Linked DNA regions of Homo sapiens: region 1 is linked to region 2. The links are chromatin loops, found by intact Hi-C in ENCODE. Cell type or tissue: mammary epithelial cell. All regions are shown on one strand. Each heading gives the region's core, and the rest is flanking DNA. Links, peaks and the distances in the headings are about the cores only.

Evidence for each region. A loop is a pair of places that touch in the nucleus more often than their neighbours do. Peaks named below come from ENCODE experiments on the same cell type or tissue, not always from the same donor. Only the 100,000 strongest peaks of a DNase experiment are listed, where the experiment ranks them.
Region 1: a loop joins it to region 2, with 4 times the contacts of the local background. A loop is called at or near these places in 4 of 110 quality-filtered maps.

The regions. Positions count from the first base shown.
Region 1 is chr9:106,279,305-106,295,248 of GRCh38, forward strand. All of the region lies in intron 3 of LOC107987108 (a long non-coding RNA gene), which reads left to right. Among named protein-coding and RNA genes, the nearest start is that of MIR8081, 310 kb to the right of the region's middle. In mammary epithelial cell, for the core only: CTCF peaks have their summits at 5,171 and 7,123; no DNase peak of the experiment used is centred there; H3K27ac peaks cover 324 bases.
Region 2 is chr9:107,163,615-107,179,558 of GRCh38, forward strand. It overlaps the pseudogene LOC644661. Among named protein-coding and RNA genes, the nearest start is that of RAD23B, 110 kb to the right of the region's middle. In mammary epithelial cell, for the core only: a CTCF peak has its summit at 8,745 (motif pointing left); a DNase peak (open chromatin) is centred at 8,737.

The sequences.
Region 1 (15,944 bases), core at 3,318-11,317, 890 kb before region 2:
TAAAGGGGGAAATATACTATCTGTAAATAAATATTTAATGGATATACTATCTGTAAATAAATATTTAATGGAAAATTTGAAGACAGCAATTCATAATGGAAAGAAAAGGGTTTTGGCTATAATACAGGTCTGAGTTTATATTCTTATCCCTCTGTAGGCTTTGTGAGTTTGGGCATATTGCTAATCCTGATTAATACTTAATATTCTCTTTTGGAAAATGGAGGTAAGTGGTCAGATAAACACATAAACTTACTGTGTGGATTAAAGATTGTTTTCTCTCCCTATGAACAAGGCCCATTATTGTAGCATGGAAAAGAAAAGACTGAAGGGAAATACAAATGTTGTCATGAAATACAGGAAGGGCTATCATGTTTCAAAGGGCCAGCAGAGCTAGGACTAGTAGATCAATGTAATAAAAGGTTGGATTTTGATTCCAAAAGAAAAAGCAATTCTCTCACTATTAGATCATTCTAACAATGAGATGAGATTCTTGTCACTGCAAGTGATGAGCACCATCTGGAAGAGCAGTCTTGAGGTATCTGACACAGAGTTTGGGCACTGGATGGAACATTGTCCCAAGTGCTACATGAAGCTCTGCCCAACTCGGAGTGTTCTTACTATACCACCTTTAACCTCCTTAAATCTGTTCTTACCAACCAAATTGATTACATCAGACCATGGTCTAACCAGGCATACCAAAACATCTTAAAAGGTAAGTTCATTGTTTGAGGGTCATTTTTCAGTTTTTTAGAGTAATCTATATCTAATATCCTGCTGACATTGAGGAACTCATGAAGAACTTATCCAAATAAAAGGAACCTAGAGTTAAAGGCAGATATTTCTGATTGAACTCAATATGTCTGTAAATAAACTCATTAGTGATATACCTTTCACACTTTTTTTTAATCCTGCAACTTTACTGAATTTGGGTTTATCAGTTATAATAGTTTTTTTGATGGAATCTTCAGGGATTTCTATATGTAAGATTATATTATCAGCAAACAGATACAATTCACTTCTTCCTTTCACATTTGGATGTTTTATTTTTTTCTCTTGCCTAATTGCTCTGACTAGGACTTCTGGTACTATGTTGAATAGAAGTGGTAAGAGTGGCATCCTTATCTTGTTCCTGATCTTAGAGGAAAAGCCTTCAGTTTTTCACCATTGAGTATGATGTTAGCTGTGGGCTTGTAATATATGTCATTTGTTTGGTTGAGGAACATTCCCTCTATACTTAATTTATTGTGAGTTTTTATCATGAAAAGGTGTTGAATTTTGTCAGATGCTTTTTATACATCTACTGAGATGATCATATGGTTTTTCTTCTTCGTTCTGTGAATATGGAAATCACCTGTATTGATTTGTATATTGAACCATCCTTGCATCTCAGGGATAAATCCCACTTGGTCGTGGTGAATGATCATTTTAATGTACTGTTGACCATGGTTTGCTAGTATTTTGCTGATAATTTTTGTATCTATGTTCTTCAGGGATATTGGCCTATAATTTTCTTTTTTGGTAGTCTCTTTGTCTGGCTTTAGTGTCAGAGTAATGCAGCCATCATAAAATGAGTTTAGAAGTATTCCCTTCTCTTTAATTTTTTGGAAGAGTTTGAGAAGGATTGATATTAGTTCTTTAAATATTTGATAAGGGCTCAAGCCATCAGGTCCTGGGCTTTTTCTTGATGGAATACTTTAAGTTACTGACTTAATTCCCTTGCTAGTCATTGATCTGTTTAGATTTCTGATTTCTTCATGATTCAGTCTTAGTAAACTATATGTTTCAAAGAATTTACTCATCAGTTTTAGATTGCCCAATTTGTTTGTGTATAACTGCTTATGGTAACCTCTCATGATCCTTTGTATTTCTATATTATCAGTTATAAGTCTCCTCTTTCATTTTTGATATTATTTGTCATGTATCATTTTTCTTAGTGTAATTAAGGGTTTGTCAATTTTATCTTTTAAGAAAACCAATTCTTAATTTCATTGATTTTGTGTGTCATTTTTATAGTCTTTATATTTTCATTTTTTCTCTTTGTTATAACATTCTTATTTTTTGAATTGTAAATTGACAAATTATAGTTGTTTATAAAATGATAGGGTACAAAGTGATATTATGATACACTTCTAATTTTGTTCCCAGACATTCTGATTCAAAATTTGAAGGTAAGTTTTGAGCCCTCCTTCATGGAGATCTACCATGTAAAACCAGTAACCACAACCTATCTAGTCTTCCTTTGAAATGCTTTTACATCTACCTTGTCTTTTCCAGCTTGGCCCAGTGAAAGGATGTAGACATTAGGACCACATTCTCCTTGTTTCAAACCTCAGTTCTAACCCTTTCCACCTAAATGACCTTGGGCAGTTATTTAACTCATGAGCCTCTGTTGGTACATCTATAAAATGGGCTCATTCATAGGGCTGTTGTAGTGATTACACAAAAGAATGTATGTAATTCACCTAGCATAGGGCTGTGTATGTAATATCTGTTCAATAAATATTAGTTTTCTTTCTTCGCCCTTACCTTCTCTAGAAGTTTCTCTGATTATATTAGTCCAGAATGTTGATATTGTTCATCTGGCAATAAATTACAGATTATCTTGAAGTATTTCATAGAAGCATTTTTTTTTTTTTTTTTTTGAGATGGAGTCTTGCTCTGTGGCCGAGGCTGGAGTGCAGTGGCATGATCTCGGCTCACTGCAAGCTCCGCCTCCCAGGTTCATGCCATTCTCCTGCCTCAGCCTCCAGAGTAGCTGGGACTACCGGTGTGTGCCGTCATGTCTGGCTAATTTTTTGTATTTTTAGTAGAGACGGGGTTTCACCATGTTAGCCAGGATGGTCTCAATCTCCTGACCTTGTGATCTGCCCACCTCTGCCTCCCAAACTGCTGGGATTACAGGTGTGAGCCACCACACCTGGCCCAGAAGCATTTTTATTATTACTTAGCTTGCAGTGTTACTAAACTATAAGCCCTGTTTATTCATTTATTAATTCAGTCATTTACTTAATATCCATTTATTTAAAAGAGACAAAGCTTAAGTCACTGATTGACATTGTAAATGTGTATACGGGAATTATATTCTTAAGGGGTGTTCTTCCTGGTACCAGGCACATATGCTCATATATATCAAAGGAAAGACTGAATGAATGAATATTTTAAGTATCACAAATTAATGCTATGACTCAAGGTAAGATGGATAGAAGGAATGAAAGTTTGGAAAGAAAGGAGATCAATGAAGTGATAGTCACAAAAGACTGGGATAAAACAAATTTCTGGAGTAAAGAAATGACTATATAGAGAGAGATAACCAAGGAGATAATTTAGGTAGAACATATAGATTTTGGACAGGGTAGTGATTCTAGAGGTTGATTCATCAGAAATTATCAGTGGTTATCAGGAAGTTAGAAAGAAAGGAACAGTCAAATATAAAATCAGTATTTTTAATGTTAGTGGACTTATGGTCCTCATATGCCCTGAAATGACAAATGAGGATTTTGGGGAGGGAAGATTAATTAAATTCTAAATGTTTTTGGTTTTAGGTGGTGCTGGGACATTCAAAAGAAGTGTTAGTGAAAAATATGGGACAAGATCCCAGGAGAGCAGTAAAAGATGTAGGAAGAATTTATCCTAGAAAGACAATGTGAAGAAAGAAATTTCAGTTAGAAAGAATAAACAGGCAAAAGCCTAAAGGTTCAAAGAGCCAGCACCCTTTAGCTTTCTCTATGTAGGATGATAAAAGGAATGCAGAGTGTGCAGGGGGAAGGGTAGGAGCTGAGGCAAGAACTGTAAGATAGGGCTGGTCATAAAGGACCACTTATGCAAGGCAAAGGATTCTGGAATATGACTTGTAGTTGATGGAAAGCCATTCAACATGCACATGGGCTGATCATCACATCAGGGAATGTAGGAGGGAAGAAATCTAGAAGTTGAATTGGGAAGTAGATCACACAAGCCCCAAGATTTGAGTTGAAATCCTCATTTTCAAATGAGCTTTTCTATATTCTGATATTGAAATTCCACAAGTGCTTCCCTATTATTAGACCCAATTAAGTGTTCTGCTCTGAATAAAAATCCTTTTTTCTTCTTCTTCCTCTCCTATTCTTCCTTCACCTTCTTCTTGTAAGAGAGAAAATGGAATAAGGTAACTTTTCTTACTCAAAACACCTCAACAAACTCTAACTCTGGATTCTGAAGGAGGGGAGTCATTTTTCAAAGTCATCTGGGGAGATTCTACATGAGATGTTGTCAACAGAGGAAAGCCACCCCCTTACCCCTTACTGCTCTTGAGTATCAGTCGGTGAGATAGTGGAGGATTTCTGCGACAAGAGACAGTTATGGATTTCTCTTCAGATAAGAGTTCTCTGGCACAAATTCTGGAGTTCCTGTTTCCTAGGGACACCTCCTCCTTGGTTGTGGTTGCACCTGATCTAATGATTCTATAATGAGCAGCAGCATGACATTGCCATCTTATATCTCTGACCCGAATGTGAATGTGTTACCAACAGAAAGGAAACTCAGGAAATGAAAACAGAAAGGATTCTATTATCAGGCCAACATGCCCACTGTTGCAGTGCTATGAACGCCTTATTGACATTCCTATTCACGTCCAACCCCAGCGTAATTAATCACTGGTGCATTTGCTATCCCAGGCTACAAAGATATGTCTTGAAGCCTTTTCAAGTTTCTTCCAAGCTTCTTGCCTTGGCATTTTCCCAAGCTGCTTCTTGAAGAACAGCAAGCTGGTATTTGGAGCATATGGCGATGGTCTGTTTGTGTGTTCATTAAATCAAGATACCAATGAAAAGAAAGCAGAAAGCTTTCTGTCCTTTAAATGAAATTGTCAACCCAGATATCTGCTGCCTCTCCCAAGTCCTGGCCTGAAATGCCTGGCAAGTGGGGCTGTGTTATAATGACAAATTAATTCATATCAGACTTTGATCATGGCCTGAAAAGTTTTCTGACATCAATTTTCAGTAGTTGCCTTTAGAAAATCAGAATACACTTAGGTGCCTCCAATTTTTAACAACAAAAGCAAAGACATCTTGCCCTATTTGGAGTGTCAACCTCTAACATGAGGACGAGAGGATAAATTTTAGGATTGTCGCAGCTATGTGGAAAAGGAAGGTGATGCTGGTGCATGGTCAAAACCCATCAGGAGGGGGCTCTCTTGCTGATGGGAGGCCTATGCACAAAGAGTGCTGTAGCTGCCTCTCTCTCCTTCATTTTCCCTTCTCTTTCCTTCTGCCATGTAACATGTCAAAAGCAAATGAAAATTGAGAGGATTCGGCTGAAAATAGAATTGAATTCTATTAGTCAGCCTAATAATGAAGGTGCATTTGGAAATACAGTGCAGTATAGCTAATGTTTACCACTTGACTACTCGTGCCCCAGGCTCAAAATGCATAATGATGCAAATTAAAACCCAGCAAATGGAGAAGCTGGAATCTCAAAGATAACCATACCTAACACAGGGTATGACAGAACATCTGCTCTTTAATTAATCTTACGTAAAGACTGAAGCACTGCATAAGGTGCACAGTGTTTATGACAACTGTTTTTTTTGTGGTTAACATGCTCCTGGACTCCCTCATGTAATTGTTGCAGCTTTGTAACTCACACAAAGCCCAGCTGAACAACCCCCATCAGCCAGAAAGGAAAATATGTGCAGGAAGGGTACTGAGATGAGAATATGAAGATTTCAGGATATAAATCAGGCCAGTCCCCAGTTGCAATGTTCATTCCTTACTTGTGGGGTTGGACTGGGTGGTGGAAACTTAATCTGAGTATTTTATGTTTTAATATGGGAAATTAACTGTGTATGTGTTTGCATACACACATATGTATAAAATATATTTATATATTATATTTTATACTTTATAAAGAGCTCAAAGAGCTTGAACATATAGTACAGTGATTACAATTATAGGCTTTGGGGCCAGCCTGGTCTGTTAGAATATTGGTTCTTCTGTTTCCTAAATCTGAAATATTGAGTAAGTCACTTAACCTCCCTTTGCCTCAGTTTCCTCATCTGTGTAAAAGGCCTAATAATAATTCCATTACCATGTGCTAGGCCTAAATGTATTACTTCATTTACATGAATTAACTTATTTAATTTTCCCAATAACCCTATCTCATAGTGAATAAGCTAATATGTGTGAAACTGTCAAAACTATGAGTGATACATTTTTAAGTGTGCAATAAGTATTAGCTATAATAATTATCATGACTTTATAAGTCATCTAAAAATATATATTATTATTAAACACTGACTACTACTCTGTAAGAATGGGTCTGTTAGTTTTCCCCAACTTTATAGCTGTCAACCGAAGCTCAGAATGATTAATTCAGGTTCCCAAATCTACTCATTTGGAGAGTGACAAAACAAGGATTCTAGCCCCAGATCATCTGACTTTAAATTTTGTGCTTTAAGCTTTTCTTCTGAAATTGGAGTGATGGGTAATTGTAGAAATTGAGGGGGTAAAAAAGAGGAGAGCCATTTGAAATCCATTGTAATAATGTGTCTGTTCAAATCAGTCCTACCAAATCAAGCATGCTCAGCTGTAAAGAAAATGGAGGTGATCTCAGATGTCAAAACACTTCCCTGTGAATATTACTATTTTGGACACTGGCCATTTTAAAAATTTCAATATTCATTTTTTTCCTCAACTGCTATTTCGTATTCCTGTGGTATTTATTCACCAAACATGATGTTAAGATTATGAAAACGATGAGGAGTCAAGGTCTTAATTTTGCTCTGACACGGAATCTATTCCTATTTCATATACAGGTTGGCTGTTATTTTCTAGCAGATGCTTTCAGGTTGATGCATATAAAATTCACACACTGTGTAGAATTAAGTAGAGGGGGAAAGGGGAATAGGAAAAAAGGATGAAGGGAGAAGTGAGATGCTTATTTTTTTTTGACACCAAAATTGAATCTTTCAGTGTAAGGATTTCAAAGTACTGACAACCATTCTCCCATTTGCTGGGTGAGCTTCCTTTTGTGGTATTATTTCCCCATGGATATTGAGAGTCTTTCTGAGATGAGCACAAGAAGCTAATCACAAACAAACAAAGAGAAGATTGGTAATGCTGATTCCCAACCACCTTGTTCCTTCCACTGGAGGGGGCTCTCTCAACCCCTTCTCTGAGGATGTGAAAACAAACCAGATGGGTGTGCTATCTCCATCTTTTGGCCTTTAGCAGAGTCTCTGGAACAAAGCAGGGCAGCAGGGCTTCTTGAAGACTTGCTTGGAGAGAGAGAGAGAGGCTGGATGGAATCTTGAATAAAAATGATAGGTTATGCTTTAAGCTGAATAAAAATAAGCCATCTGAAGAATATATAGAAGTGGCATGCATGCTGCCTCTGGAAAGATTCATTTTTATTTGTCTATCTATGTATAAAGGAGGAAGATAGATAAATGGAAAGGGAAGTGCCGTTTCTGTAATGTTCACTCTGGTGAAGGGTTTGCAAACAGTATAAAAATAGTGGCTCTTCCAAAATGACGGCTTTACTTGAAGTTTATCCACCTCTCTCCCCCTTGCTCATACCCCTCACCAAAAAAAAAAAAAAAAAAAAAAAAAAAAAAAGAAATTCAAAGCTAGCATAGTCACTGTGGGGAAAAGACAGCGATCTTTTGTATGTTGTTATAATTAACCAGGCCCATTTCATCATCAGATTATAGAATGGGATGCAGTGTTAAAAAAAGAACTAAAGGAAGAAACCAGGAGAAGTGGCCATTTTAATTGCATGTTTATTCTCTCTTCGCTTTCCCAAATTGGTTTCGTTTCCTCTGAGTGGGGTTAGTGCCAGGGTATTCACATGAGCAGGGGCCAGGGTGGATTCCAACATTTACCAGCATTTGAATTACCTCCGGACGGTTTGGCGGCCTCTAAATTTATACCCTTGAAGGCACAGCAACAAGCCTTCATCTCCTATGGAAGAGACTTGAAAGCATGCCAGAACAGGACCTCGTCTTCCCTTCTTAGAGTCCTGGCACGTAGAATCACACAAGAAAACAAAAGGCATTTGTGAGGAGCCGTCCAGGAAGAAAGATTAACAATATAAACCGAGGGGGGAAAGAGAAAGAAAAGAAAAAGCCCTTTAAAATGGTTTTGTGCTTATTTTAATAGAACTTGCACAGTCCCTGAATATCCTCTAATCAAAACCAAATGCTTGTTGCTGTACAGCACTCTTTCTTTGTTCACCGGCAATGCCCACTCTGCTTTGCTTGGGGGGTGGGGCCGGGGCTGGCTGGCTTATCTTTCCACCAGGAATAAACAATGTTGTCCTCAAGGTTAGGGCATGTGGCTGATTCAGAAACCCTAGGGAAAACACCCATTGGCAGCTGGACCTTGTTCTTCAGTCACCCCAAATGCCTGATGAAAAACTTGAAGATTTTTTATGCCTTTTGATCCTGAAATTTGTCGAGGAACAGGAATAGAAAAAGGAGCTACTTCTTCCCAGCACCCCCATCTCTGTCTCTCCTTCGCTCTGTCAGTCCATCTGTGCATCTCTATCTGGGTGCTTTCGTCTTTCTTTCTCCACTCCTTTCCCCTCGCATCCTTTCTCTGGCTACCTCTGTCTCTCTGTCGGTCTTTGGTTCACTACAAAAAATCGGTCAGCGTCCGACTTGATTGGCTAATGTTGTCTGACCTTGACTTTATGTGGGTTGGAAGGATTTCAGCTTTGGTTTTTATCAGGATTAGCTTTTTATCTGCACAGAAGTACCTAAGCAAGTAACTCATCTCCTCATCTTTCACCTTAGACTTGCTGCTTTCTCCTCCAATTTCTCAAGCAACGTGCAGAAAATAAACAGTGATTGTGATGGTTACAGCAATAGGACTTTTACTACAGGGCAGAAGGGATGAAGCCACAATCTAGTCCCGGGCTCAGGAGCCATGTCTTTGGTTTATACCGGGTGATGTTATTAAGGGAGTTGGCAGCGTATTTTGTTTTTAACGCCAGCTAATTCTTTTCAAATGCTTACGGGGTGTCCAAGCATCCTGCAAGTGGGGAATGGGAAAGAAGAAACCCAAATACACAGGATCTGTACCTTTTCATGTCGCCCCAGCTCCTTGCAGCACAAATTGACTTCGTAAGATTGGCTCTGAAAATGAATACCCAGGACATCACTCTGTGTTACTTTCCTGTGAAATTACTTTTCTGAATGAAAATATTGAATTCCTTTGAAAGCAAGTAGTATAATATCTCTGGAAATGAAAATCCTGTGGAAATCACAAAGGAAAGAAGGCTGAAGGATATGAAAGCTTTATATCTCTAAATGTTAGTGAGGCCCTGGATTTTTTTTTTCCTTGACAGCAATCATAACTGCTCTTTCTAATGTTGATACACTGGGTGCTGGGATCTCCTAGATGCTTCTATTACAGATTTATGTTTTATCTACCATAAACAGCCAATATCATTATCTTAATTTACTACAGCATTTGTATGCAGTCGCTGCTTTTTGTAGTCTACTTGCTTAGGAAGTCTGACCTGCGGAATTTTCCTTGTCTCAAGGGGAACGTATTGACTTACTGCCAGGTGTCTAACCATCACAGACAGCGCCGCTGCTGAACTGACAGATGAACTGGGCAGACTCTTCTGAGGAGGCAGTGGCATGGAAGACAGTCTCCTCATACTGCGTCAGCTACCTGGTTGCTCACCATTGTCCCTCAGATCATCTTGAGAGGGACAACCTCCACCCTTCTTGTTACGTTGACAGGTTCACCAACTATAGAGGGAACTTCCTGCAAGTAAAAGTACTCTCTATAAAAATACGTTCCCCTTTCTATCTTCTCACTCACATAAGTTCCTCTAGGCTCCATGAGTTGATGGGCCTTACATTACATTTGGTGCCATTTATTCTTCTCTTTGTTTGTTTTGAGACGTAGTCTCACTATGTTGCCCAGGCTGGAGTAAAATGGCACGATCTTGGCTCACTGCAACCTCAGCCTCCTGGGTTCAAGTGATTCTCTTGCCTCAGCCTTTTGTTTGTTTTTTCTTAAAGAGCAAGGTGTCCATTGTCAACTGAATAAATTATAAAATGCCTCTTTCAACTTCTCCTCAGATCAGCAAAAAAACAGGCAAGAAAGAGAAGAACTAACATGAAGGGGAGGATATGGAAATCCAAGGCAACATGATTCCCAGGGAGTGTTACCTTTCTGTAAAGGAGATGGAGCCCTCTGTCCAGATGGAATGTCAGGACTGCTTGACAGCTGAGAGAGGCTGTGGATTAGATGGCTGTGGCACTGTCAGCCATGTTTGAGGAGTGTGGAGAGCCATGGCTGGCAGGTGGCCGAGCCAATAGCTTGACTTCCAAAAGCTTTACAACACTTGAAGAAGCTTTTGATTCTTACATAGGTAAATAAAAAAAGAAAATGTTTGAGCAATTAAAAAAGATATGGTGATCTTTGAGGGTTAGCTCACCATCCTTAAGAACAAATTAAGACCTATCACCTTCATTTCATCTTGTGAATAGAATCTTTGCCATTTATGAAATCCTATAGTTACAAGAGTAGTATATGTGAGCTAGGTGAAATCTATTTCTTACCTAGTAGTATGTTTCAGCTTTGTAAAATCTCAAAGATGAAAACAGGGCTTGACAGTTTTCTATTTGGTGGATGTATAATGGTTGGTACCCAATGAGTGTTGCAATAGCTCCTGGGGGGAGACTCCTGGGGACTCAGTAAACCTTAAGGGCCTTGGTCCTGCCCAGGCCAATAATTTTATCAGACTTAGGTAAATACTTTTTGTTAAGGATGCAGATGACATGAAACTGGAGGAAAGAATAAAGAATATGTTTTATGTCAAAATTAGGTATCGGCTTTTAGGGCAGTGAAAATACTCTGTATAGACACTACACTGATGTATACATATCACTATACATTTGTCCAAACCCATAGAATGTACAATAGCAAGCGTGAACCCAAATGTAAATTATGGACTTTCATTGATAATGGTAGGTTACCATAGGTTCATCAATTTTAACAAATGTGCCACTCTGGTGGGGATGTTGATAATAGGGGAGACTGTGCATGTGTGGGGACAAGGGTATGTGGGCAATCTCTGTACCTTCCTCCCAATTTTACTGTGAACGTAAAACTGCTCTAAAGAAATAAAGTCTTTACAAAAGAGGGAGCAAGACAGAGAAAAAAAAAAGATGATTTCCAGGGACTGGAGACAGGAGGGAATAGGAAGCTAGTGTTTAGTGGTATATAATTTCAGTTTGGGATGATGCAAAAGTTATGGTGATGGATGGTGGTAATGGGCACACTACAACGTGAATATACTTCATGCCATTGAACTGTATACTTAAAAATGGTTAAGGTGACAAATTTCATGTGATGCATATTTTACCACAATAGGAAAAAACACATGGTTCTTCAGTTGGCTGATAAACAACAATAACAAAAACGTAGGTATCAAAAAATATTAACAAACTGGATCGATGGAATTTAACATGGATAATGGGAAGTCTAATACTTCCCATTAGAATAGAAGTATGGCTTAATGTGAAACTTAAAACTTTATATGGAAAAAAGAGAAAATTTGGGTAAACCCAGTCAATGTGAGAAGTTCCTGATTATTCTGCTTCTGCTTCCACCAAAAGTTTCCTAGAGGACGATGTTCAGCACAAGTCCATCTCTTCAAATATGTGGTTAGTCATTCCTTTGGATCTCCCATACCTTCTTTTAAATTATTCTAAAAGATCTCATAATTATACCCTAAATTTATAGATATATCACTATATAATTTTATATATTCATGTGTTCCAGCAGATAATTAGTGCTCAAAAATATTTATCGATTAAATTGCAAAATTATTTAAGTTCCATTGTTTCTTTGTGTAGCCTATGCTGCCTTCATCATAGGCACTTTGGCCTGGGACGTGCCTTCTTTGTACCTTCATTTGCAGAAACCTTTCAATGTCCTAGTAAAATACAAATGAGAATTTATATCCTAAGTTGAACTTCTGATATTAATTGTTTTATAGTTAGTATCTTTAAAGCCATTTGGTCAGGGTGAGGCTTGTCATCAATTAATGTTTTTCAAGTGTATATATATGATTCCAATCTCCTATGTGTTGGAGATCAAAAACTCAAGTGTGAAGACATTCCTTGGTATAATTAGTGGCTAAAGTCTTTAAAACAGATGCCAGACAAAAATAAATACATCTTAAATAATTTTTCAATCAAGTAATGGCATGGAAGGAAGTTAGGGTATTTAGCCACTTTTGGAGGATATCACTGTCTGTATTTAATTTATAGTTACACAAAGTTAGACTTATTTGATAATTATATAGAGTGAGAGGTAGAGTGAACAGAGAAAGAATTATAGATGATAAATCAGCTTCTGCAATGTGGCCACAGGGTTGATGGCTATGGGTTATACTTAATCTTAAAATTTTCTTTCTATGCTTAAATAAATTGAAAATAGTTAACAGTGAAGTGAGTGCCATCATTAATCTGTGTAGCTATAGAATCATAAGCAATTAATATAAAGAGAGAAAATTTCAATGCAGAACAACACAAAAACAGCACAAATGCATTTCATTTACAAGGCATTAGAGAAACTACGGGGGTAAAGGATAGATACTGGACATTGTCATTCCCTGGCAGTTAAGGCTCCCAGACTGTGGGGGACCACCTACCGTGGTACTTGCCTCACATTTCATTGCATCACCACATTATTTCACTAAAAGGTCTAAGTAAAATTATGTGGTATTTCAAATATGTAAAACACAAATGTACATAAACCAAGAACAGCCTGTATATGCCTTGTAAAAACAGTTGGACATCCATGGGATATTTATCTTCATTTTTCCAGGCTTGAGGTGTAATGTGTGTTATAGTAAATTGATATCTTAAGATTTTTAGTCTAAACTTAGAACATCATCTTCCTGGTATTGTCATAAACCATCAGTGTACATAGAATCCTAGTATTGACACCAAAGTTATTTCTCTTCAAATTACTCTTAACCAATTAGTAGCAAAGAAATTATTTACTAGACAATGTGTCTTGAGTTAGGTTAGAAAATGGTAAACATTTCATCCCTCCCTTCCTCCTTTGCTTCCTCCCTTCTTTCCTTTCTTTCTTCCCTTCTACCTACTGTGGTGGGTGCTAAGATCCTGGTGAAAAAGAAGAGACATGTAAAGCATTTATCAGAACACAATATGATCAGTGCTATCTTAAAGGCATGTAGGGATTTCAAGGTGGCCCTAAGTTGGGGTGGGTGGGTGTGGTCACAAAGGATTTTCTGAAAGAAGTAGTGACTAGGTTGAGTCTTGAAGCTAGTTTGTTATTTTCAGAATTTGAATGAAATTCAAGCCATAGAAGAATTTTTCTAAGAAGAAAACCTAGGCATTACCATTCAGGACATAGGCATGGGCAAGGACTTCATGTCTAAAACACCAAAAGCAACGGCAACAAAAGCCAAAATTGACAAATGGGATCTAATTAAACTAAAGAGCTTCTGCACAGCAAAAGAAACTACCATCAGAGTGAACTTTTGAGTCTTTTAAGAATGGAGAGGGCTAAGATTGTATCTTGTGGCAAAGTTGTATTATCCCCTCTTGCTCTCTATCAACTTTGCTTTCTATTAGAAGTAAATTTGAAAAATCCAAAAGTGAGTTGAGCTGGTTGTTAAACTCAATTATTAAAAAAAGAAAAGCCAGGATCTTCTCATGCAGACTATTGGGAAAATAAATGACGGGGGAAAAAATTTCTAATGGTGCAGTGGGTGTAACTGTCTCTTGGTGGAGTAAGCTATATTTTCTGTCCTGCAGAGAAGGAGGTGGCGTGGAGGATGGCCTAATTTCAGATACTTGAAAAACTTTGCCTGTAGCCATGTAGCTATGTCCTATTCACAGTATGAGAGGAATTCTGGGACGGTAGATTACACTCCAGATGGGGAAGGAATATCAACTGAATTATTAATATCATCTGTATATTACAATGAAAATAGACAAGGATCTGAATTTGAAGCATTAATTGAGAGTCTTCCTCAACTTACTTTGGTAGAGGAGTAGAAAGACCTGGTCAAGGTGGGCAGAGAGAGATGTTCGAAAGATAATGGGACATCAGTCTGACTCACCACTTAATTAATAGCATGGCCTTTTGTTGCCTATTAAACCTCTAGGAGTTTCCTCATCAGCGCAGTGTTGTAGGGAGGAGCAACATGTTTGTAATGGATTAACCCTAAGAGCCTATCCAATTTTAAATTTTTAATTGAGTAGCCAAAAGACAATTCAATTTGGTTCCTACATACCCATTGGATACTTTTACAAACTCTTTCATATATATGAATATAAACATACATACCTAGAAATGACGTAGAAGGTATATTGTACCCTACAGCTAATACAGATTCACTAATTCTCAGTCTTACATCCATGAAACTCAAACATCTAATTTCAATCTTCTTGCCTAAATGTATCTTCAATTACTCACCTTCTAGTATATCCCAACTCAGTAAACTCTCACAATTCTCTGAAAATGTCAAGCATATTGTTGTCCCCACCCCTTAACTTGTGCTTTCAGAAAGTTCTACAGCTCAGAGATCTCTGTATTCAAATCCAGTCCATCCTTCAAGGTCCGTCATAAAAGAACTCACGAGCCACGTATCTGATTGCCTCCTCCTGGAAGCTGAGCGCGATCTTGGCTCCCCAGAAGTCTGCTCCTGTCTTGTAGTACTTGCCCACTTGCTACATTGTGTTAGGTTTGTTTGTCTAAATCTCTGTTTTGTTATTTAAGAGGAACTGGATCCTATTAATGCCTTTGCTCCCAGAGCTTAGCAGAGTTCGTGGAATGTGATGGGCAATCAGTTTATGCCAGTGGAATAGAATGAGGGGAAAACTGGTATTTTACAATGCATGCTCATACAGAGTGAAAGCCTAAGCTCTTTCATCAGTGCAAGGCTTTACATGGTCCTCCTCACTCTGCTCCAATCACACGGCCTGCTTTCTGCTCCTGGAACAGTTCCAAGTCTCTTCCTATCTTAGGGCATTTGACTCAGTTGTTTTCCACCTAGAGTGCTCTTCTCCAGCCAACATCATGTCCCATTCCCTCACTTCCATCAGATCTCTGCTCAGCAAAGCCTTCCCTAAAGCTTTCTCTATTTAAAGTGACAGTTTTACAGAACTCCTGATCCCTTACCTGTCTCATTTTTCTCCATAGCATTCATAACCATCTGACATACTAAGTATTCTTTTGTTTGCTAGCCATTTGTTTCCTCCAGCAGAATGGAAGCTACAGAAAAGCAGGGTCTTTGTTCAAGGTTTTATCTCTAGTGTCTAGAACCATGCCTGGTGCATAGTAAGTTTTGCATGTCTTCGTTCAATATCTGCTTATTCTCTTAATGTGTCTGGGCTTCTCTAGACTCACAGCAGCTTGTAATCAATGTTACTGTCTTGTTTCCAGGCCCTGATCTCTAGTGAAAAATCCAGTCTCTCCTCCATATTATAGATCTCAGCTTAAGAACCTCTGATCTAGTAGAAGTGGAAGGTCTGAACTGGAGTGGTATTCATAGAATTAATGATCTATATTAAAGGAAGGGGGAGGGATAAATAACTAAAGAAAAAAATAAAGGTATGTGTTCTTTTTTCTACAGAGGATCTCATAATCGGAAATAGATTTAAATGAAGCCCCATGCTTTTGTATTTATAATAAATTTTAGCTTAAAAGAGGGTTAATGGTCTGTGTTTAGCTTGGACACATGACTGAAATGAGATTCAAGTACATATGGAAGATTTAGTAAGTAGTTTCCATGAACAAAGCATGTTAAGAACTTTGTAGCTTTATGGGTTCTAAATAAGTTTAGGCTAATGATACAGTTCATATTTATTCTTTGATAAGAGAGCCTTCAAATTTTATCTTGATATTATGAATTTAATATATATATATTAAATTTTATCTAGATTGCATGACAATACCTGGTCTGTT
Region 2 (15,944 bases), core at 4,313-12,312:
CCTGCCACCTCTCCAGCTGATCCTCACATCATCTTTTCTCTAGCAGAAATAAATTTCTTTGCTGTTTCCTAAGCATTCTATAGTTGCACATTGTTCTCTCTGCCTCTAATATCCTTTCTCTGACTTGACCTTCCTTTCTGATATACTGTATCCTCTTAGAAGCCTTCCTATTCTTTTCCTCACTCCCACCAGACTGAATTAAATGCAGTCTTTTGTCTTCTCCAAACTTAAGTGGGTTAGCAATTACCTTTACTGTTCTGCAAGAGAGGATGGGCACATGTCTAGTTACTTCTATATCCCCAGGGTGGCACTCTTCCTACAAGGTATACTCTTGGACAAAAATGTTAGCTCCTCTGAGCTGCAAATTCACTTTTGCAAAAATAAATTAGTCCTACCCTCCTCAAATGGCTCTTGTAAAAACAAAATGAACAATGCAAACAAACAAAAACAAACAAAAAATTGCCCAGAATTTAGACCAAAAAAAAAAAAATTCAAATCTTGCTAGTACTTTTGACTCACACATTTCAGCAAGAATTCCCCATCACCATCCAACTATGCTCAAACAGCTTCTCTCCAAGACCTCTTTATTTTCACCAACACCATCCAAATTATTCACACTCTAAACCTGTCTTTTCCCCATTTCTGCCTATATTCATTTGTTGTTCATGGAGACTTGTTGAATTTTTCTTTCATATTTCTAGTAACATCTTCCTGTCCATTTCCAATGCCACCTGTCCTACTTTGAGAACAAATGGACTCAGTCTTGTATTATTCCTTGAAATCTTCACTGGTCATCCTGCTCCCACTTCGCCCAATCCTCTCCGTTCCTCCTGGTTCTTCAAGCTGCACCATGGCCAGAAGCTCCCTGTCTACTCACACAGGAGTGAAATGTGCAGGGGTGTGATGGGAAATAATTGAGTGTCAACTTGATTGGACTGAAGGATGCAAAGTATTATTTCTGGGTGTGTCAGTGAGGGTGTTGTTCAAGGAGGTTAATATTTGTGTCAGTGGACTGGGAAAGGCAGACCCACCTCAACCTGGGTGGGCACAATCTAATCAGCTGCTAGCACAGCCAGAATAAAAGCAGGCAGAAGAATATGGAAAGACTAGACTGGCTGAGTCTTCCAGCCTACATCTTTCTCCAATACTGTATGCTTCCTGCCCTTGAACATTGGACTCCAACTTCTTCAGCTTTTGGACTCTGGGACCTTCAACCACAGACTGATGGCTGCACTGTCAGGTTCCCTACTTTTGAGGTTTTGGGACTCAGACTGGCTTCCTTGCTCCTTAGCTCGTAGACAGCCTATTGTGGGACTTCACCTTGTGATCATGTGAGTCAATACTCCCTAACAAACTCCCCTTTATATATACATCTATCCTATTAGTTCTGTCCCTCTAGAGAACCCTGACTAATAAAATGGGCTAATAAATTGAAAGCAGTCCAACAATCATGACAAAAGAGTGTTGCTTGATGACTTCCTGAAGCTGGAGAGATTCTCTTTTTCCAGGTATCCAGTTCAACATTTGGCCAACGTTGTGCATGAGTTACAGAGAAGTGATGTAAACCAAATTGCATACAACAAAAAGTCAGAGGAAAAGCAAATACAACAGGTGTTTTTCCAACCTTCCAGAATGTTGAGTAAGAATGGATAAAATGTTGTGAGTAATGACAAATTCACTTTTTATTCATATTCCAAAAATCAAATACTAGACCAGGGTGCTCATGCTTAAAAACATTAAGAGCTCTAACCAAGTCAAGCCAGTAACTAGGAATACAGGCACATGCCACCACACCCAGCTAATTTTAAAAAACCTTTTGTAGAGAAGGGGTCTTGCTATGTTGCCCAAGCTGGTCTTAAACTTCTGGCCTTATGTGAACCTATAGTGTAATATGACTACTGAAAAAAAAGTGTGTCTCATGAGCATGGTGTTGCAAACTCAGGAAGTAATTGACCTATTGTGTTCAGCTCCAAGCAGACAATATCTGGAATGTATGGGACCACATTTGAAGAGGAACGTTGGCCAATTGCAAGATAACCTTGAATGAGCAATCAAAATAAAGAAGGGTGAAAATATCAACAATGGAACACATACAGCACCATTTATTTCAAAATTGTAGAGGAAGCCTCAGATGAATCTGTGTTACATCATTATACTAAAGGCCAATTTTCTTCAACATCAGTAAAAAGCAATCATTTGAAAGACAGATAATATGAAGAGTCACTTTGGCTGGCTTAAACTTAGCACCTTGCTCTTGCCTGTAACTCATTGCAATTGCTTCTTCCTTTGGGTAAATAGTCATTCAGTTATTTTTTTTTTAATTTAACTGAAAATGTAAAAAAAAAAAAATCAACCCTGTTGTCAATCAGACTGTAATAAATAATGTTTCTACGCAAACAGAGTCAAAGCCACATTAGAGATAAAAAGTTACCTCTGGGAGATTACTATTATTACTTTTTTTACCAACGACATCCCAGTCCCATTTTGTTCTTCCTGCTTCCTCAACAAGAATTTCTCAGATACCAAGTTGCTGAATTGTCCTCACATTCTAATAACATCTAATACAAAACTGGCTCTTGTTTCTCTAGTTTTTCCCTTACAGTCACCTAGCCTAAACCCAAATCCTTCAATAAGCCCCTCCAATGCCCTCTTGTTGAGAAACCACGTGCTCTTCCTTACTGCAGCAAGATCAATAAACCTACACGTGTTTGACTATAGGTGTGTTCCTCGCAGTCTTTGACTAGTAGGCTTCAATACATCAAATATTTATTGAGCATCTACTATGTGCTAGGTACTGTACTAGGTGATGAGAGAAAGTAAGGAGTTGATTACAGATAAGAAAATGGAGGAATCTGGGACAATTCCAGAGCAACTGATGACAAGAATGGAAAAAAGAAATGAGGAACTAACCCTCATTTCTTGAGCCAACTGTGTACAGGGCAACTAGCCTTCCCTTATCTCCCACTGCAGGTCCCCGCTGGGTAGACACAGACTCTGTACCAAGTGGCACAGAATAGGGGTAGACAGCAGCCCCAGGTGGGAACTGTCTTTTAGACTAGGAGCCCTTGACTTGTGTGGCCTTTATCGAAAAATGATGAGTTAGGCCTATTATATTCCTACGTAGGATGTTGAGCTAAAATTCACATAGGCCAGTTCCAGCTGACAATGAAGTCAAACCGACTACGAAGCATTACCCATCTGTAGAGGGAACTGGGTGGCCATTGTGAACTATCTGCAACTGAAGGAGGAGAAAACAGATCAGCGGACAGTTGAGACTAGAGGTCATGTGCAGAGAGCATCAGAGATGTCTTAAGTGAGGTCATGAAGCCCTCAAGAGATAGAGCAGCCTTTTTGTGCAATGATATTCCCATTCACATATGCATGGGGCCCGAATGAACTTGGGTTCCTGTCTTGAGTCTCATGTGGCCTGTCTTCACAGTTGGTACCCCTTTTGTTGAACTAGCTCTTATTGCCACATTAAGAGCCCTAACCAACTCAGGAAAGAACAAGAGATCTTTTCTTTTTTGGGGGCAGGGTCTCACTCTGTCACCCAGGCTGGAGTTCAGTGGTATAATCATGGCACACTGCACCCTTGAATTCCTGGGCTCAAGTGGCCCTCCCACCTCAGCCTCTCAAGTAGCTAGGACTACAGGCACACGCCACCACACTCAGCTAATTTTTAAACATTTTGTAGAAAAGTGGTCTTGCTATGTTGCCCAGGCTGGTCTCAAACTTCTGGCCTCAAGCAAACCTCCCCTCTCAGTTTCCCAAAGTGCTGGGATTACAGGTGTGAGCCACCACACCCAGCTGAGATTTTTAAACATTACAAGACTAGTAATCTAAAAAAAATAAAGGAGAATGAAGGGAAGTAGAGTTCATACAGCACCCTCTGAGTTTAGCATGGAACCATCCAGGGACCGGAATAGATGATGAAGGCAGGAAGAGGTTGATGGTGGAACTAGTGTCATACTAGATGGTATCAAGCCTCGTTGCTGCCATTGTCTTGCTTTTCAAGATGTAGCTTGGGAGTCAGCTCTCTGGGGAAGCCTTCCCTTGCGTCCTCCAGTCTGACATGAGAACTTTCTTCCCATGTTCTGACAACACCTTGGTTTACCACCTCAAAGCCCTTACCACTCTGCGTTCTGATTACTAAAATTATTTCTGTCTGAATGTCCTCTAGCCCAGTGGTTCTGAACTGGGGGCAAGTTTGCCCCCTCAAGGGCTACTTCACAATGTCTGGAGGCATTTTGCTTGTCATAACTGGGTGAGGGGAGTTAGTGCTGATAACCATCTAACAGGACACAGGACAGCCCTCAACAGCAAAGAATTACCTAGCCAAACATGTTAATAGTGCTGAGTTTGAGAAACCTTGCTCTAGGTCAGCACTATTACTTTTGGTGACGATAGAAATGTTCTGTTATGTGTGCTGTCCAATACAGTAGCTGCTGACTGCCTGCAGCTACCATGCACTTCACAAGTGCAGATGAGGAGCTTTTTCTTTTTTTGAGACAGGGTCTCACTCTGTTGCCCAGGCTTGGAGTGCAGGGGTACGATCCCAGCCCCACTGCAGCCTCGACCTCCCAGGCTCAAGCGATCCTCCCAACTCAGCCTCCCAAGTAGCTGGGACTACAGGCACGTGCCACCATGCTTGACGTATTTTATTTTTATTTTTTGTAGAGATGGGGTCTCCCTGTGTAGCCCAGGCTCGTCTCAAACTTCTGGGCTCAAATAATCCTCCTGCCTCAGCCTCCCAGAGTGCTTTAATTTTTTTTATTTGTATTTAAGTTTAACTACAGTCATGTGTCACTTAACAATGACAACACATTATGAGAAATGCATCATTAGGTGATTTTTGTCATTGTGAGACCATCCTAGACTGTACTTAAACCTTGATAGTATAGCCTACTACACACTTAGACTATGCAGTGTAGCCTATCGCTACCAGGATACAAATCTGAGCAGCATATTACTGTACTGAACACTGTGAGCAACTGTAACACAATGGTAAGCATTTGTGCATCTGAACATATCTCAACCTAGAAAGGTACAGTAAAAATACAGTATCATCATCTTATGGAACCACTATCATATATGTGGTCCTTAACTGACGAAAACATCATTATGTGGAGTCTGACTGTCATTTGAATTTTTTTTTTTTTTTTCTGAAACAAGGTCTCGCTCTGTCACCCAGGCTGAAGTGCAGTGGCTTGATCTCGGCTCACTACAACCTCCACCTCCTGGGTTCAAGCAATTCTCCTACCTCAGCCTCCTGAGTAGCTGGGATTACAGGCACCTGCCACCATGCCTGGCTAAGTTTTGTATTTTTAGTAGAGACGAGGTTTCATCATGTTGGCCAGGCTGGTCTCAAACTCCTGACCTCAGGTGATCTGCCCGCCTCAGCCTCCCAAAGTGCTGGGATTACAGGCGTGAGCCACCACGCTTGGCCTTGTAATTTGAATTTAAATGAGCACTTGTGGCTAGTGGCTACAGTGCAGCTCAAGCCTCTCCTTTCTACTACTCCCAGAGGCCACTCCTGTCTCTCCGCAGCACTTGCTATAGCTACATTTTTACACTTGTGTGAGCATTTGATCGTTTATCCCCCTCAGTAGATTGGAAGTTTTCTGTGGGCAGGAAACATGCTAACTTGTTCACCTCTCTATTTTGTTTTTTGTTTTTTTCTTTTTTTCCGGGGGGTGGACTTTAGTCTTTATTTACAGGACACTGCGAGATATAAAATTCCACAAAGAAATAAGAAACCCATTCAGAGGACAAGCTTTATACGGTATTTACAGGTTGGAACTGTTCAAGTATAGTTTCAGTGTAAAAAGTGCTACAATACCAAACCATATTTAAAAAGAGTTCTTTGTAGAGAAACAGTACTTATACAAACATAGTAGAGAAACAAACTTATACCAAACATAGTACACAACAAATTTATGCCTCAGCTATGTGATCTACAAGTTAAAAGTTCCCAGGAGTCCCATCCTGAACTTGGAAGGTATAGCCTTCAGAGGTAGTTTCTGGCACCATGTTTTCATCTTCCTCTTCCTCTACAGAGAAATACTTAATTAAGCTTAACAAAGCCTTATACACACTCATTTTCATGATTTTGGAGAGCTTCAATTTTGTCTAAGCCTCCACATTCTTCAATCATTATACTAAGTTTCTCAGTTTCACCTAGTTTCTCAGCAGCCTGAAAGATACTTGAAATGGCATCCAGGATAACCAGAATAACCTTGGTATCTTTACAGTTAAGAAGTTCATCAATGGTTCTATTATGCCACAATGAATGAGCTACACAATCTGTTCAACTGTTTCGCCACTGGTATAGTTGGTCACGGCCCATACAGCTTCCTTTTGTGTCTTAAGATCTGACTTAGAACATTGGCAAGGAATAGGACTAATCCATGATTCACAACTTGCTGTATCTGGTCCTGACGGCCAGCTGTGATGTTTGACATTGTCCACATAGCTTCCTTCCAAGTGTTAGTTTTGGGGTCGGTGAGCAGGCTGGGAAAGACAGCAAGTGCCTCTGCATCGATCACAACCTGAGTCTGTTCACCTGTACCAGTGACAATATTCCCTATGGCTCTTAGTGCAGGAGTCACAATTGGCAATTCAGAAGCTCCTAGAAGCTTCACAAGTTGGGGCACAACTCCTGTTTCCATGACAATGTCAATTCATTCATTTGGACCATCAGTCAGGTAGGAAATAGCCCAGCAGGCATCTGCTAATAGTTCTGGATCATCATGATGCAGGAGCCGAACTCAGATAGGAAGAATTTCCTCAACAGCATCTAACCGGGGTGCAGGATTCTTGTTGCAGCAAAGATTTGAAAGTGTCCAGGTAAGATTACATAAGTAACCACATGCTAAAGATGACATATCAGGAACTGCAAGAAGAGCCAACAGTGGGTCAACGGCACTGTACTTAGTAATCAAGTCTCGGAAAACTGAGCTATATCACCTGCAATGTTTCCTGGAGCCGATACAACTTGTTCACTGATGTGAGCATGGGGAGATGCCAACAGAGAAATGAATGCTAGGATGGCACCTCCATCTACCACAACCTTGGCTTGTTCTGATTCCCAGAAGCAATGTTAGTGAGCATCCAGGCAGATTCAAACTGAATGGGACTACAATCAGTTCTGCCTAAGAAAGACACAAATTTTGGAATCAAACCAGCCCAGATTAAGTTGTCTTTGTGGGGCGGGGGGTGGTGGGGGGCGGGGGCGGGGCTGTTTTCCTCTAGAAAGTAGTTTCCTGGCAGCTTGAGTAGCTTGGAGCTAACTTTCCACATTGTTGCTATTTATGCCTTTGACAATGTCATCAACACACTAATTTACAGTGCCCTGATTGTTGTGGTTTTTCTGCAGCGGACAAGTAGCATCATCAGGAAATGAGCTTACATTTCTCCTCTTCAGCATCTGGTCATTCTTAGCTTTCCCCAGCTCCACATTGACTTCTATTCTGTGACACCTCATTTCTGTACTGTCTTTTCCCTTGTTCTTGAATCTGTTAAGTCGGGCAGCTGGCTTCACCTTTCTATTTCAGATGCCTAGTACAGGGCCTAGTACTAGATAGGTTCTCAGTATACATGTGTGAAATGAAAGCATAGCCAAAGGATGAATGGCAAGCCAGGGAGTATGTTAGTGAGAGTTCTCCAGAGAAACAGAAGAAATGGGATATTTTACATATACATATATGCACATAATATACGTATTTTATATATACTATACATATTTATATATATTACACACACACACACACACAAAGGGATTTATTTTAAGGAATTGGCCATGTGATTGTAGAGGCCGAGAAACCTCCAGATCTGCGGGGTGAGTTACCAAACTAGCAATGCGAGAGAGCTGATGGTGAGCTTCTAGGGGGAAGACTGACAGGCTTGGGACCCAGACAGAGCCATTGTGCAGTTTGAAGAAAGTACTTAGGTAGGAAGAAGTCTCTTTTACTTGGAGGAAGGAGAGCCTTTTGTTCTATTCAGGCCTTCAACTGATTGGATGAGGTCCATCCACATTAGGGAGGGCCACATCTGCTTGACTGAGTCTACAGATTTAAATGCTAATCTCATCCAAAAACACACTCTGAATAATGCTTGACAAAAGCACCCTGAATAATGTTTGACCAAATATCTGGGCACACCACGGCCCAGACAAGTTGACACAAAACTGACCATCACAGGGGGTGACAATTTTTCTTGCTGAGTTTGTGTTTAGGTAAAACTTTACTATAATTAGGCAAATAGTTTAAAGTTTTTTTTTCAAAGGACTTAGGGACCCTAAATTTGGGTGGGCTTAGCCCTGATCTCTTTCCCTGAAAGAGACAGGAAGGAGCAAAGAAACAGTGTAAATCTATCAACCCTGGTTCAGCCCGTGGTGTTCCTCATGGGACACTGAATTCCACAGTGGCTGCTGGGGTGATGGGCTGCCATGACCTACTCAGGTATAAAGTGGGAGTGAGAAGATCACCAGGGGCTGGGGACCATGTCCTTAAAATTCTGGACCATGAAACTCTTGGTCCCTGGTCATTTCTAGATATGGTCATTGCTAACCCTCAAATTGTTGTTTTGCATAAAAGCGAATGTGTTTTCATAAACAAGAGGGTTTGCTATTTCAAAAACTCAAAGACTCTGCCCTTCTAGCTCAGAAAGCTACCATCCTAAGTCCACCTCTGATGCTCATGCTCTTTATGCATGAGACCAAAGGACTGTGGCACACTCCTGCCACCTGGTGGCAACATATGAAAAGTCATGCAAAGGCTTAACCCTGAGGTTCTGATTTGGCCAAAACACAAGACAGAAAGAGCATGCTTGGAGACTTGCATTAGTGCAACAAAATTATAAGTTAATAGGACCATAAACCTGGAAAGAAAAGTAGTGATTACTGAGTTCAACTATCTCAGTTTCCAGATGAGGAAACTAAGGTTTAAAAATACTTTGTGACTCACTTAAAGATATTTCAGAGCCATGGCCTCATCTTCTCCCATCAAGTGCAATTTCTCCTTTAATCCACCTCTTTAAAAAATTTCCATACTTAGGGCAACTGAAGGCTTGATTAATTGGCAGAATGGTGAGCAATTAAATACAATTGTAAAATAAACCAAAGGGACTAATTTCTATTACGACTCCTGTTTTGTAATGAGCAAAGGTCTTTGTACATACACTTGCTCAGAAGTGACAGTTCTGCCAGAGATGGTTTGCAATGAACTTGCTCTTTCAGTTTGAACAGAGATAGACGTGCATCAGCAAAACCAAGTAAGTGATCACTCCTCTCTATAGGAATAGGATATCACCTTTTCATTTTCATGGATCAAATATGGACTAAATGTTGCTATGTTTTGCTAGCCGCTGTGCTAAGTGCTGGGAATACAATGAGGAGAAAACCAGAAGAGGTTTTTGCTTTCATGGAGCTCACAGTCTGATAGGGAAGACAGATGAGTTAAAATGCAACTACAGTTATGCATCACATAAGGACATTTGAGTCAGTGAGGGACTACGTATACAACAATGGTCCCATAAGATGATAATGGAGCTGAAAAAATCCTATCTAGTGATGGCATAGCTGTTGTAATGTCATTACACAAACGTTTGTGGTGATGTTGCTGTAAACAAATCTACCGTGCTGCCAGTCATATAAAAATGTACAGTAGCCGGGCGCCCTGGCTCACGCCTATAATCCCAGCACATTGGGAGGCCAAGGTGGGTGGATCCCTTGAGGCCAGAAGTTCGAGACCAGCCTGGCCAACATGGTGAAACCCCATCTCTACTAAAAATACAAAAATTTTCCAGGAGTGGTGGTGTACACCTGTAGTCCCGGCTACTCAGGAGGCTGAGGCACAAGAATCGCTTGAACCCGAGGGGGCAAAAATTGCAGTGAGCCGAGATTGTGCCACTGCACCGCAGCCTGGGCAACAGAGTGAGACTCTGTCTCAATAACAACAACAACAAAAGTATGGTAATATCCTAGGCTTTCACACTCACTCACCACTGACTCACCCAGAGTTGCAACTTCCAGTCCTGCAAACTTTATTTGTGGTAAGTTCCCTATACAGCTATACCATTTTTTATTTTTTATACCACATTTTTACTATACCTTTTCTATGCTTAGATAAGTTAGATGCATACATACTTACCATTGTGTTACAGTTACCTACAGTGTTCAGTACAGTAACATGCTATACAGGTTTGCAGCCTAGGAGCACTAGGCTAAACCATGTAGCCTAGGTGTATAGTAGGCTGTATCGTCTAGGTTTGTGTAAGTACACTCTAGGAAGTTTGCACAACAATGAAATCACATAATGACACATTTCTCAGAACGTGTCCCTGTGGTAAAACTATGCATGACTGTGCTGTGCAAGGTGGTAATGAAAACACTGTATGTGGGACTAGGGATAAGAGTTGAGCTAGGACTGGAGAAGACAGCTGTCAACAGAAACAGAATCAACCATAGTCCCTGGTACTAGACAGGGAGCAGTGTCTGATGGAGCCAAATTCCAAATGTGGTTGATTGTTCAGAAGTGACAATTCTGCCAGAGATGGTTTGCAATGAACTTGCACTTTCAATTTGAAACAGAGATGGATGTGCATCAGCAAAATCAAGGAAGTGATCACTCCTCTCTACAGGAATAGGATATCACCTTTTCATTTTCATGGGCCCAATATGGACTAAATATTGCTATGTTTTGCTAGCTGCTGTGTAAGGTGCTGGTGCAGACCAGCCAAGTATACAATGGCTGCACTGCCAGACTGGAGAGTCCAGTGGGAGTTGGCATCAAGAAGACCCATACAGCCCATTAGGCTGCTTGGCTATGGGGGGCTGGCCCCTGGCATGCCACGTGCTGGGTGTGGTAGTCACCAGAAATAGACAGAGGGGCAGAAGGAGGCAGTAGCAGAGGCTGGACCGCTGAGTCCCTGCTTGGGAAGCCCCACAGCCTGGCTGAGGAAGACAGTGTTCATGTACACCCTGCTTCTGTCGGGATTGGCCCAGGGACTTGCGCTAGGCTGAGCCAGCAGGGAGTGGGGCTGCCGGCACAGGCAGCCTCTGTGGTGAGGGCACCAGCAGGGCCCAGATGGAAACTCTGACCGTGGTGTTAATTCATTCCTCTGTGGTTTTCTGTTCAGGCAAATACCAGTCTCTTGTGGGTTTGTTTAGCTTAAAGCTATTGGCTGTTGGGGCTAAGGCTCTACATCCTTGATTTCCAAGTCCCTGATTGGCCAAGTTTAAAGGAAGGGATGATCAAGTTGTTGGCTACTGGGAAGGACATAAAGCTTCGGAGAGCAGTTGAGGAAACCCTACTAATTTCCCCCCGACCTGAGGTACAACCCGGCCTGGAAATGCATTCTGTCCTGCTCATAATACAACACAAGCGTGTGAGGTTTCAGGGTAGGCAGTGAGCCTGTGTCCTCTCACATGTCTAATGCAACATCTTCTTGGGGAGAATATTGACTCTTCCAAGTGGAAAGCTGGCCTGGAGCCTCCTAGGAAAGGTGGCAGATGGAGCTTGGTTGATTCATGATACCATAGCGTCTTGTCCGTTTGTTGGATTGAGTATCCCCTGAAGAACTTTCCACACCCAAACCTGCCCTGGGACATTCAGTTCAACCCTCTGCAGTGAACTTTGGCCCAAATAGCAAGAGATTTGCTTCCACCAGGGCTTGGCCACAGACCAGCCGTGTGACTCTGAGATAATTCTCACTCTGTGACTCAATTTCCTCAGCTACTCTTGAGATAATTTTCAACACCGAAAAGAACAACTATTGCTGTAGCCAGAAATAAAAACTAGATATTAGTTATGCTAGATATTAAATGCCATCCAAGAGACAGTAAATTTAAGGGCCCCAAAGTGGTTTCAGGTCTCTGAGAGGAATTTACTCCCCAGCTTTGGAGAAGAAGCTAAGTGCTGTCCTTCTATTTCTGTCCTGCATTCAAAAAGTCATAAATAGTTAACTGTGTGAGTCCTTTTTTAAAACCTCCCAGAAGCATCTAAAAATAGCCTCTGGGGGCTCAATGCATATTTCCTCAGGTCCTCCTCTTAATCTTTCAGTATAGGTGGTGACGATTTATTGTTACTGTCACCTATGGATTTACAGAAACAAAAGCAGCTAGGCTGGAAGGCAAAGAGAGGAAGCTTTTCGTGTGGGAAGGGTCTCTTGGGAAGTGGAACCTAGCATCAATACAGGGATGAGACATGTCACCTCTCCTTTCCTTGGTTTCCCTGCTAGTAAAAGGGGAGAGAAGGAGAAGTCTGTCTCCCCAGGGTGCAGTAAGAATCTACCCTCAAGTAGGAAGCTTCAACAGACAAAGCAGAACCTGCCAACAGCCAAATGCTATTATGACAAGTCAAGTCCACACTCATTACATGCCTTTGCAGTGCATGTCACCCCTGCCGTTTCCTATCTCCAGGCCCAAGTGGGGCCCCTTCTGCCAGTTTTCCAGCCCAGTGGCATGACCGGAGGCTGACTGTCCATCATGAGCTTGATGGACAAGGGACAGGAACAGCCAAGCCCAGCTCAGCTACCTGCCTGTTCTTTTCAACCATGCCTCTGCTTCCCTTATGCTTAACAGCAGCATATAGCACCCCTCTCTGACTCTCAGCCATCTCCTTCAGGCAGGCATCCTTGCAAACAGACCATCAGCCCAGGGCGCTCCTATGGACTTAGAAGGAAGGATAGGGCAGGAACATTCCTGGCGGCCTCCGTGGCCTTGGTCCTCTCTCCTAACAATGCACAGTAATTAGCTGCATCTCGGGCCCCCTGACACCCCTTAACCTGGAAAATCAGGCAGACTTGTGCGACAGCAATCAGCTCCCAGACACATCCAGCCGTAATGTGATTACGCCATTTACCAAAATGCAAAGAGAGATACTTGAGGCGTTTCTGATTAGGGCTGACATTATCCCTCTAATGGGACACCGCATTAATCAAAGCTGTTGCTATGACTATGGCGATGGTGGGGAAATAACCCCAGCTTGATTCTGGGCCTACCCAATGCCGCCAAGGAAGAGGTCAGCTTTTGTTAGGGACATAGCAGAAGAATTGCTTCTTCCTGCTTAAGAAGGGCTTTCTATTGAAATCGCACCAGCAGCCAGAAAGACAGGCCTCTGTTTTCTTTCATTACACTGGGATTTTCTGGTGCCATTGCTCAAGATGACTCGATAGCATTGTTCTGGGAGGGACTGGGATGTGCGTGTGTTGGGGGTGGGGATATGGAGGCTGATTTGTGGGGCTGTCAGAGCCTTCTGCTCTCCAGAACTGTATCTTAATTGCTGGGTGGCCCCCTGGGAATCATGTAGGGCATGAGAACCTGGGGGCGGGGGAGAAGGATGATCTGTGGAAAAGCCCAGCTTTTCCCATGGCATAAACACTCTGGGCTTCTGCTGCTTTCTCCATTCCAGAGCCACTAAAGCATTTGGCAGAGACAAGCCTGCACCACACACCCTATGACAAGGCAGATGGAAAAACAGGCGGGAATGAAATGGATCTGAAAAGCCTGTGTGGAAAACCCCCTGGCCTCTACTCCGGGCTGTGGAGAACCCATGAACTACAGGGGAGGGCAGGGGGAGACCAGGTGATGGGGGCTGGGGATGGGGTCATCAGAACCCCATGATGGCTAGATAGAGGTAAACTGTTCCAAACACCCAAGGCAGCCTTCGCTCCGGTGCAGATACTGAAAGGGAAATAGAGGTCAGTGATGTGGCATAGCTCCTCCCCCCAGGACAGGGATAGAGCAGTGGAGAAGAATCAAGGAATCTGGTTCTAGTTCAAGTCCTTTCTGGAATTTTCTCTGAGCTTGGTTTTCCCATCATCAGAGTGGGGTCAATGAAATCTACTCTGCTGTCCTCATAGAGGTGTAAAGGTCGGTCAGACCACTTCCTCTGGGGGAAAGTGATTTGTGAACTCTGGAGCACAGATATTCAAACTTGGCTGCATTTGGGAGTCACCTGAAGAGGTTTTTGAAGTTCTGAAGCCGGGGCCCCAGCATCAGACGTTCTGGTTTCATTGGTCAGAGAGGCGGCAGGGTGTGGGGATTTTTCAAAGCTCCAGGGGATCCTCATGCACAGCCCAGGTTGAGAATCACTGCTCACAAGTGCTGTAGGGAGCCGTGCCCTGCCTTTGAGCCTCATTTCCTATATTTTTTAATGAGAATAAAAATTTTTTAAAGTAAAAGGCTTTCATGGGAATAAAAGGAAAAAAAAATGTATGTGAAAATGCATAAAGTCGTATATCCTGGATTCCTAATTAATGTTCAGTTCCCTCATTAGAGGCCATTGCCTCTGTTTCAGGGGAGTCTCGTCCCCAGGGTGAGACCCTGGACAGCACCTTCCCTCTTAGCTGTGTGACTGTGTTCAACTGACTGAATAACAGCAAGCATTTACAGCACCTGAAGCCTTTCACATGCTTGATCTCACTTAATTATAGCAATAACCTGGGGAGGCGGGCAGAGATCATTGTTACCACCCTGTGAAGCAACATCATAGGTGACTCAGGCAGTCAGTGGTGGAGCTGGGATTTTAGCCCAAATTTGTCTTGTTCCGAAACCGGAGTTCTTTCCATGACCTCCTTGGTTAGAACTGACCTGAGTCAATTTTGTCATTCACTATGTAGATGTAAGAGGTCTTGGGGCCGTAGGTCTCTGCATGTTGTAATGAAAGCAGGTGTCAGATAGAATTCTGCGATACAGACTTTCATTTATTAGCAAAGCAGGTGCAAAAACAGGCATGTGGCTTGCTCTGTGAGCTCAATGACATCCTGAATCATTGTCCTTTTAGGTGCCCCAGTAGATCCTCGCATGAAAGCTTCACTCAGGGCAGAGGTGACATTTTTCAGCACCACGATTCAGCTAACCTTGTCATTGAGTCATGAGAAAAAAATTAGCTGATAATCAGTCTAACAAACACAGAATCCATTGGAGTCATAAACTTATGGCACTGTTCCATTTAATAAACACAGGGAGACAAGTCAGAAGGCTACCAGAACATTCTAGCCCAGAGTTGACAAAGGCCTTTCCCAATGGCTATGGAGAGGTAGGAAAGGGGTAGGATCATTCACTGAGTCAACCAAATATGTTGAGCACTGTACTAGTTTCCTATAACAAAGTACCAAAATGAAGTACCACAAAATCGGTGGCTTACAACAGAAATTTATTTTCTTATTCTGGAGGCTAGAAGTCTGAAATTAAGATGTCAGAAGGGCCATGCTCCCTCTGACACCTCTAGGGAAGGATCCTTTCTTGCCTCTCTCCTGGCTTCCTGGTTTCTGGTGGGTGCAGCAATCCTTCGTGTTCCTTGACTCATTAATCTCCCTCTCTGCCATCACATCACATGGCTTTCTCCCTGTGTATGTCTGCACCTCTGCATCCTTTCGTCTTCTAATAAGGACATCAGTCATATTGGATTTAGGGCCTGTTCTAATTCAATATGATCTTAACTAATTATATCTTCGAAACCCTATTTTCAAATAAGGTCACATTCTGAGGTTATGCATAGACATAAGTTTGGGGCGACATTATTCAACCCAGTACGGGCACCTACATTACGCCAAGTGCTGTGAAGAAAGAAGGTAAAGGTGAATAAGCATTTTTCTGCACTTAGGTTGCTCAGCCCCCAGAGAGGGAGACAAGCAGGTTGGTGCCTATTCTGAGAGCAGTAAACACACGTTGCTGGTACAGAGCAGATGAAGCATCTCACCCCAAATTAACAGGGTCATGGAAGCAACCACTGAGCTGAATTCTGAAGGCCTGGCAGGAGGTAGCCAAGGCAAGGAGGTCAGAAAGGCAACAGAGACAGAGGGAGGGACATGTAGGTCCAAGGGTCTGGTTGTAGAGGGAGCAGGATGAGTGCATTGAGGCAAGAATGTGGGGTCTGAGATGGACAAGTGGTGATGTGTGAAGCCAAACTGTTAGGCAAGGGCAGGTCAGGAAGCATCTCATG